3 separate regions of the Homo sapiens genome follow, and all the other regions are linked to region 3. Evidence: chromatin contacts called from ENCODE Hi-C or POLR2A ChIA-PET data. All regions are on one chromosome and are shown on one strand. Each heading gives the region's core, a stretch centred on a gene start or an enhancer-like site at or near the end of the contact. The rest is flanking DNA. Distances are from core to core; before and after follow the strand shown.

Region 1 (2,700 bases), core at 193-2,692, 110 kb before region 3:
GCACCCGGCCCAGATTCCTATTTCTCTGTATATGGTATGTATTTATATTTTCTCTCTGGTGTCACTGAGAATTTTTCATTTGCCCAGGTGTTCTGAAATTTCCTGACAGTGTTTGGGATGGATCTTGTGTCTTTACTGTGCTGTGTACTTGGTGGACCCAGAGACTCAGGACCTTCAGTTCTGGAAGATGTTCTTGTACTATTTCCCTGCTAATCTTTCTGTTATGGTGAGACAACAGCCATTTTATTATGCTCAAGTTCTGTGGGTGAGGAATTCAGCTAGGGCGTGTTGGAGATGATGGCTTCTCTCTGCTTTCACAACGTCTGGGGACCTCATCTTGGGTGGCTCAGATGGCTGGAGATGACTGCGACGGTCCACTGGGGCTGTATGTCCGGGAGCTGGGCTGTGTTCTCATAGCATCTACTGGAGCTGAGATGCCCAAGGTGGTTTCTTCATGTGCATGGACTGGGATGTTTGGAGCATCTGGGCATCTCTCTCCATGTAGCCTCTCCATGTTCCCAGCTGCAGCATTGACAGTCTCAGTCAGGCCTTTCACGTGCAGGCTTGCTTTCTCTGGAGCAAATGTTCCTAGAGGTAGAGGTGGAAGCTGTCCTGTGACTCATTCCTGAAAGTGAGGTAATGTTACGTCTGTCTCATTCTGTTGGTCAAGACTGAGTCACAGGGCCAGCCCAGATTCAAGAGGGGAGCACACAAAGCCATCAGCACCAAGAGATGCCAGCTTTGGATACCAGCTGCCAGCTCCCCTCCCCTTTCTCTTTCTGGGAACTTTCTTGGTCGGCTATTTGATCTTTTTTCTCTTCCCTCTTTTGTTTTCTGTATCTTTATGTTTTTGTTCTACTTTTTGGGAGATTTCCTCAACTTAGTCTTTTCATCATATTTCTTTTTCTCTTTTTCTTTTTTCTTTTTTTTTGAGATGGAGTTTTGCTCTTGTTGCACAGGCTGGAGTGTAGTAGCGTGATCTTGGCTCACTGCAACCTCTGCCTCCCGGGTTCAAGTGATTCTCCTGCCTCAGCCTCCCAACTAGCTGGGATTACAGGCACCCGCCACCAGCTACTAGCCCGGCTAGTTTTTTTATTTTTTATTTTTAGTAGAGACGTGGTTTCTCCATGTTGGCCAGGCTGGTCTCGAACTCCTGACCTCAGGTGATCTGCCTGCCTCAGTCTCCCAAAGTGCTGGGATTACAGGCGTGAGCCACCGCACCCAGCCCCCTTACTGTTATTTTAATGGGCTTCAGAAGAAGTGGGATAATAAATGCGTGTGGTCAGTCTGACAGGTTCATCCTGGAAGTCTCAACAGGCTTCAGAATATCTCTATTTATATCTCCTAAAGGAAGTGAGGGTACATAGTTATCACTGCTGAAACATGATTTTTTATTGTGATAAATGTTATACATCCACACTGAATGAATCATAAGATGAATGCGCCTTTCCTCGCCATCCAGGTGAAGGGCGTTTACGGGCTGGGAAAATGCTGATAGCCCACACCTTGTGACTCCCGGCTTTTGTGAGTGGTTTCTGAAGCTGCCGGAGGCCGTGACCTTGTGCGCTGGCTGCCTCTGCTCTGACCATGACGCTGCTCCCCCCATGGAGGCCAGGCAGTGCCAGGCAGAGCCGCTGACTGCGCCCGGGAGGGGAACTGCTCTGTCGGCAGTTTCTGAGTGACGGAGTGCGTTTGAAGGGCTGGGTGCGTAGGCACCTGGCTTGGTGATTTCTTCAGCGCAGGGGAGGTGGAGCCTCTGCCACCCCCTGCTTGGCACGCGCTCTTCCCTGAGCACCGCCCTTCCAGCCCATCCCAGCAGGCTGCCTTCTCACCTCTCCTTCCCTGCCCCTTGGAGGGCTCCTGTTCATTTTTGCTTTATGAAAGCCGGCCAGGCGCTCATGTCTGTGATCCCAGCACTTTGGGAGGCCGAGGTGGGCAGATCACCTGAGGTCAAGGGTTTGAGACGAGCCTGGCCAACATGGCGAAACCCCGTCTCAACTAAAAATACAGAAAAAAAAAAAAGTTAGGCTGGGCATGGTGGCCCATGCCTGCAATCCCAGCACCCAGCACTTTGGGAGGCCAAGGCAGGCAGATCACCTGAGGTCAAGGGTTTGAGACCAGCTTGGCCAACATGGCAAAAACCCCATCTCTACTAAAAATACAAAACTTAGCCAGGCATGGTGGTAGGCACCTGTAGTCCCAGCTACTTGGGAGGCTGAGACAGGAGAATCGCTTGAACCCAGGAGGCGGAGCTTGCAGTGAGCCAAGATCGCGCCACTGCTCTCCAGACTGGGTGACAGAGCGAGACTCCGTTTCAAAAACAAACAAAAAACCCCCTAAAACCCCAAAGCCCTACATGCTGTCCCTGAGGGCCTCCACCCCTCCCGTGGCCTCAGCTTCCACCTCTGTTCTTGTTACACCTGTCTTTCTGCTTAGGTTTTAGTGCTGTTCTGATCCCATTTGGGTGTCCCAGGGGCCCCTGGCTTGCCGTGCGTCCAGAAAGAGAGCCTTATCATCTGCCTCTCGCAAAGCGACTCTCCTCCTCCGTCTGTATCACGGCTGAAGCGTCCGTCATTCTGTTTTCTGAAACCCAGGTTACTTGGTGTGTTTAGCTCTCGGCCCCCCCTTTACTTTCTGTCACCAAGTCCTCTTAATTTTGCTCCCGAAATGCCTTATGACTCTGACCCTTTCATGTCATTT
Region 2 (2,700 bases), core at 99-2,598, 78 kb before region 3:
GGGTTTGAGACCTTCGCCAGATGACCTGTGGCTCTTTCTAGAGCTCTTTCCTCCGGGGGGCTAGTGGGTGGCCCAGGCTCAGAGGAGACCAGAATTGCATCTCATCTCAGAGATGCCACGGGGATCAGGAGAATTCTGAGAATCAGGTGAGATCCCCAATGGTGCCCTGACCTCAGGCCGCTGTGGATTCCAGATGTGGTTTGGGACTGTATGTGAGTGCCCCTTGGCGGTGGTCAGTTCCGTGGTCTGGAGAGCTGGGCTGTGGGAGACAGGAGGCAGGAGCTGTTGTTCTTGTCTGCTTGGCCTCGTGCTTGGTGACTCTTGGTTGAACCGGGAAGATGTGATCTCTGTTCTTTGAAGACATAATGGCCGTGAGGAGGCAAAAACCACAGAAACCTTCCTCCAAAAGTGATGCAAGATGAGCCATTCGCACACTGCTGTAAAGAAATACTTCATCGCAGTATAAATAGAAGAAATACCGGAGACTGGGTAATTTATAAAGAAAGAGGTTTAATTGACTCACAGTTCTGTATGGCTGGGGAGGCCTCAGGAAACTTACAATCATGAAGGAGAAGCATGTGCCTTCTTCACAAGGCAGCAGGAAAGAGAAGAGCGAAGGAGGAGCTTCCAAACACGTAAACCCATCAGATCTCATGAGAACTCACTCACTGTCACGAGAACAGCGTGGGGAAAACCGCTCCCTCGCTCCACTCGTGGGGATTACAGTTCGAGATGAGATTTGGATGGGGACACAGAGCCACACCTTTGCCAGGGTAAGCTGAAAAGGCCAGGAATTCCTTGGATGATGCTCTCCCTGCCTTTTCTCTAAGAGGAGGTTGATTCTGGGGCTTGGAAGGTACTTCCAGGCCATCCTTGAAGGAGCTCAGAGTGAGTCCTTCAAACACCAGCATGGAAAAGCAGAAAGCAGGCCAGCAGCCCTGGTCAGATCTGGGGAGCAGGAAGGCAGGTCTGCAAAGCCTGGGGAGGGTCCAGTCAGCGTGGGTCCGGGCCGGGTTAGGAACCTGGTCAGGCCAGGCCCGGTGGCTCATGCCTGTAATCCCAGCACTTTGGGAGGCTGAGGCAGGTGGATCACCTGAGGTCAGGAGTTTGAGACCAGCCTGGCCAACATGGCGAAAGCCCTGTCTCTACTAAAAATACAAAAATTAGCTGGGCGTGGTGGTGGGTGTCTGTAATCCCAGCTACTCAGGAGAGTGAGGCAGGAGAATAGCTTGAACCCAGGAGGCAGAGGTTGCAGTGAGCCGAGATCATGCCCGGGCAACACAGCAAGCCTCTGTCTCAAAAAAAAAAAAAAAAAAAGGAACCTGGTCAGAGCAGAGCAAGGCTGAGCCCTGGGGGTAACTGAGCTTAGTGTTACTCATGGAGACAGGAGCCAGGAAGCGCAGGCCTCCCGGCCCATCGGTGCAGCCTGACTTGGCGTGGACAGCCCCACCTCCACGGGCAGCGCCCACGTCCTCTTCACACGGCATGATCTCTACAACCCATCTGGCAGCTTTCTCCTTGCTGTGTGAGTCTTGGGCCTGGTAGAAGTCAGGAGTGTACACTTGGTTTTTTGAGGAGCAGCTCAGAGCTTCAAGGCAGTTACAACAATAAAGCTCACTGCACACTGTGAATATGTGCCCCAGAGCATCGCAGTTTTGAGGATGGGAGTGAGACTAGCAGTTCAGAGGCACGGTGCCAGAGTGTCACAGTTCCTCCCTCCCCCAAAGCCAGCTTGTACTTGAACCTGTCGGGAGGTTTCTATTAGTTTCTTATGGCCGCTGTCACAAATACCCACACACTTAGTGGCTTAAGACAACACAAATCTATCATCTTACAGTTCTGAGGTTAGAAGTATGGAATGGGTCTCACTGAGATCAAATCAAGATATTGCCAGGGGCTGGGCGCGATGGCTCACATCTGTAATCCTAGCACTTTGAGAGGCCGAGGCGGGCGGATCACCTGAGGTCAAGAGTTCGAGACCAGCCTGGCCAACATGGTGAAACCCTGTCTCTACTAAAAATACAAAAAATACTACAGGTGTGGTGGTGCATGCCTGTAGTCCCAGCTACTTGGGAGGTTGAGGCAGGATAATTGCTTGAACCCGGGAGGCGGAGGTTGCAGTGAGCTGAGATTGTGCCACTGCACTCCAGCCTGGGGAACAGAGCAAGACTCCATCTCAAAAAAAAAAAAAAAAAAAAAAGATATTGCCAGGGCCGCATTCCCTCTGTAGGCTCTAGGGGACAATCTATCCTCTTGTCTTGTCAGCTCCTAGAAGGCCACCTGTATTCTGGCCCCATACCTCTGTTTTCAAGGCCAGCCACGCTGGAGCAAGTCTTTTTTTTTTTAGACAGAATCTCGCTCTGTCACCCAGGCTGGAGTGCAGTGGCGCGATCTCGGCTCACTGCAAGCTCCGCCTCCCGGGTTCAGGCCGTTCTCCTGCCTCAGCCTCCCGAGTAGCTGGGACTACAGGCACCCGCCACCGCGCCCGGCTAATTTTTTGTATTTTTAGTAGAGACGGGGTTTCACCGTGTTAGCCAGGATGGTCTCGATCTCCTGACCTCGTGATCCGCCCGCCTTGGCCTCCCAAAGTGCTGGGATTACAGGCGTGAGCCACCGCGCCCGGCTGAGCAAGTCTTTCTCACACCGCCGTCTCTCGGATTCCCTCTCTTCTGCCTCCTTCTCATTACAGAGACTCTTTTG
Region 3 (2,700 bases), core at 54-2,553:
GTGGGTTGCAAGGTGCTTTGGGGAAACTCTATTTCAGGAGCCCTTTACTGGGTGCAGGTCAGCAGGGGAAGTGAAAAGGCCACTGGGCGACAGTGGTTACCCCTTACCAGCTGCTTGCTCATGCCAGGCACGGTGCTGGGTCCTTAGACGCACAGTCTTGAATCCTGACAAGCCCCTGGTGAGACAAGACCTCTCGCTAGAGGGAGGAAATGGAAGCTGAGAGCTGAACCCACTTAAGGCCTGAGGCCACAGAGCCAGGGAGCTGTGGCTGAGGTCCTGTCTGGGTCTGCTTGCGGTCTTGGTCATTGAGCCATCAGAGCAGGCGAGAAATTGGCTCCACGGAGTCGGGTGTGCACGAAGCATCACTCTGGATTATTTTTCAGAAATGAGTGTAGTCCTCATCCTGCCTGCTTGGAAGGAAAGTCCAGCTCAGCCATCACCAGGACTACCCCTTTCCCTCCCCCCTATCCCTGCCTCCCTCTCCGGAAGTCCTCAAAGGTGTCAGGAATCTCAGGTGAAGCCCACCGCCGGGGAGGGCCCTGTCTTTGTAGCCCCCTCCCCGTTTCCCGTCACGACTTGTCTGTTGCTCGGACGATGCTCTGTGTGCCACCGCGGCTCCCAGGCCACTCTTGGGCGTGGGGCCTTTGTCACGTTTGAAGCTTTCTGAGGTTCCCAGTGCATCCTCATGACCCACACCAAGCTCCTTCCTCCTTCCAGCCATGCAGGTCCCTTCCCCAGAGTCACCTGCATCTGCCTCTCTCCCTCCCTCCAAGCCCTCGCTGGAGGCCCTCGCTGCATTTAGAAAACAGGAAGGTGGGGCTGTGTTCAGGCAACTTCTGCTTTCAGTCCAGTGACCCAGATGTCCCCAAGAGGGGGGAACAACAAAGGCCTGGCCGCCTGGTTGGAATGGGGTCAAGAGAGGCGCACAATGAGGATGGAAGGTGAACGCACGTCGCAAGGAAGGGCCCTGTCCTCCGTGTGGCCCACAGGGCTCTGCTGTGGGACTGTCCAGCTGGAGGGTTGGATGGACTTGAGGATGTGTCTGAAGCCACTTACACGGTCGGCACAGACCACTCTAATGCAGGCTGGAGGAGGAGGGGGAGTGGGGTGGGAAGGGCAGAGCTGGGGCTGCCCTCTGGCCTCTGTCCCAGGTGCCCACGGTCTGCAGTCTCCCCATAGCCTTCCCACACCCCCACCCCTGATTCTGGCTCTGTGACTGAATTCTTGACCTGGGCCACCGGTGCCTGGTGGGTGGTGGTAGGGAACCGGGTTCAGCTGCTGGAGCCCAGCCAGAAATCACGTCAGCCGAACGCGCACCATTTCCTGACTCGGGGCACTGCAGTTTGGGCTGGGCAGACAGCCTGGAGCTTGAGAAGAGAAAGCCCGTATTGACCAGCTCTCTCCCGCTCCGTTTCCCCTCCGGACTCTGGCAGGGCCTTTCCTTGGCTCGGTGCCCAGCTGCCTGCTCACCCGGCCTGGCAGACTCTGCATCTGCTCCACTTCACAGGCCGGGGAGGCTGGCAGCACGCCAGGGCTGGGCTCACGTCAGCGGCTGTGTAGGGAAGGGAGGGCAGTCTCCCGAGAGCCTCACAGCCTCGTGGGCTGAGAATAGGTGAAGTCAGGGCACCTCTGTGCAGAGGGAAGGCGGGGTGTGGGGCCCGTCCCACGCCTGGGCGACCCCCATGCAGCGAACCTCGAGGCCGTCACTCTAAAGCTCAGTCTCACTCAGGGTGCCAGAGGTGCGCGCCCCACCCTCAGTTCCTAGCCTGGGCCTAGGACTGGCTGACCCCGTGTGTGGGGCCAGGGCTCCCGAACACGGGTCCACCGGCTGCACGAGAGTTTCCGGGGGGCCCTACCCTTCCGATTCGGCAGGTTTAGGCCAGAGCCCATGAACCCAGTCTGTATTTTTAAACACCTGAAGCAATTTTGAAGCAATTCTGATTTATGGCCGAGCTGAGGAGTCAGGCTTGGGAAGAGAACCCCAGAGACGGGTCGGGAGAGGTCTGGATGCTCTGTTCCTCTGCGGCTAATCACCTGTGGGACTTGGGGGCTTCTCTGTGTGTCTCTGGGCATCTGTTTCCTCATCAGGGAGAACAGTTCTCCCTGTGCCTTCTCAGTAGGATTAGCGTCACGGTCGAATGAGGTCACGAGATGCCATCTCCCGGGCACTTGTATGGCATTAAAATTAGGGTCCCAGCCCTGTCCAGTCATCTTGCCAAACCTGCTTCTGGCCTCCAGGAATGCAGATGAGAGGCTGCGGATGGCCCCACACCGTCCGGCCCCACTTCTAGGAACAGGGTCAGGGCCTGTGCTGGCGATGCTCACAGGAGTATTTTGTTTGTGTTCTGGGAAGAGGAGGAGGGAGAAGGTGAGTAGCTTTGTAAGGAGCGTGGCTCCCGTAGGGGCAGCGCTCGTCTCTTCCCTCCAGGTCCGTACCATGACTCTGTTTCACTCAGGTCTCTGTCACTGCGCGGGAAGATGTGCCCACCTTTGGTCCACCTCTGCCCAGTCCCCCCGTTTTCCAGAAGGTAGGACACTCTTCCTTCTGCCCCTCTCGCATCCACGATGCCAGGTCTCAGTGCTTGAGTAGCAATGGTTGGGATGGAGCCAAATTCAGGCTGGGAACATTAGGGAGCTCCTTTTGCAGGTTTTGGGGGGAACCTCCTTTCTTGGGGTCTCTCCCCACCTCTTTCATGCTGC

The links. Hi-C counts contacts between places; a loop is a spot of excess contacts on that map. ChIA-PET counts read pairs that join two places held with the same protein, here RNA polymerase II (POLR2A). Pooled maps may share reads with other maps.
Region 1: a map of PC-9 shows a loop between it and region 3 (8-fold over the local background). The contact joins two enhancer-like sites. A Hi-C loop is called at or near these places in 1 of 168 maps with a recorded cell type or tissue (PC-9) and 3 of 50 pooled maps. POLR2A ChIA-PET finds 5 or more read pairs at or near these places in 5 of 52 experiments (MCF 10A, OCI-LY7, SK-N-SH and 1 more).
Region 2: a loop to region 3 is called in a map of mammary epithelial cell, with 6 times the contacts of the local background. The contact joins two enhancer-like sites. A Hi-C loop is called at or near these places in 17 of 168 maps with a recorded cell type or tissue (B cell, Caco-2, GM12878 and 11 more), 18 of 37 single-sample maps with no recorded cell type and 18 of 50 pooled maps. POLR2A ChIA-PET finds 5 or more read pairs at or near these places in 10 of 52 experiments (A549, B cell, CD8-positive, alpha-beta memory T cell and 7 more).

Annotation. Positions count from the first base shown.
Region 1 is chr17:2,892,114-2,894,813 of GRCh38, forward strand. All of the region lies in intron 2 of RAP1GAP2 (RAP1 GTPase activating protein 2), which reads left to right. Among named protein-coding and RNA genes, the nearest start is that of RAP1GAP2-AS1, 72 kb to the right of the region's middle. RefSeq lists enhancers at 378-1,577, 1,121-1,904. Within about 2 kb of position 1,443, at least 9 of the 41 ENCODE cell types and tissues checked have a DNase peak (open chromatin) inside an H3K27ac peak, as active enhancers do; they include PC-9, where a contact is called at or near this core.
Region 2 is chr17:2,924,828-2,927,527 of GRCh38, forward strand. The region is part of intron 3 of RAP1GAP2 (RAP1 GTPase activating protein 2); the gene reads left to right. Among named protein-coding and RNA genes, the nearest start is that of RAP1GAP2-AS1, 40 kb to the right of the region's middle. RefSeq lists enhancers at 519-1,237, 1,238-1,954. Within about 2 kb of position 1,349, at least 3 of the 41 ENCODE cell types and tissues checked have a DNase peak (open chromatin) inside an H3K27ac peak, as active enhancers do; they include mammary epithelial cell, where a contact is called at or near this core.
Region 3 is chr17:3,002,913-3,005,612 of GRCh38, forward strand. It overlaps RAP1GAP2 (RAP1 GTPase activating protein 2), which reads left to right. Exons shown (of 25, transcript NM_015085.5): 15 at 2,457-2,528. Among named protein-coding and RNA genes, the nearest start is that of RAP1GAP2-AS1, 38 kb to the left of the region's middle. RefSeq lists enhancers at 707-836, 1,007-1,056. Within about 2 kb of position 1,304, at least 37 of the 41 ENCODE cell types and tissues checked have a DNase peak (open chromatin) inside an H3K27ac peak, as active enhancers do; they include PC-9 and mammary epithelial cell, where a contact is called at or near this core.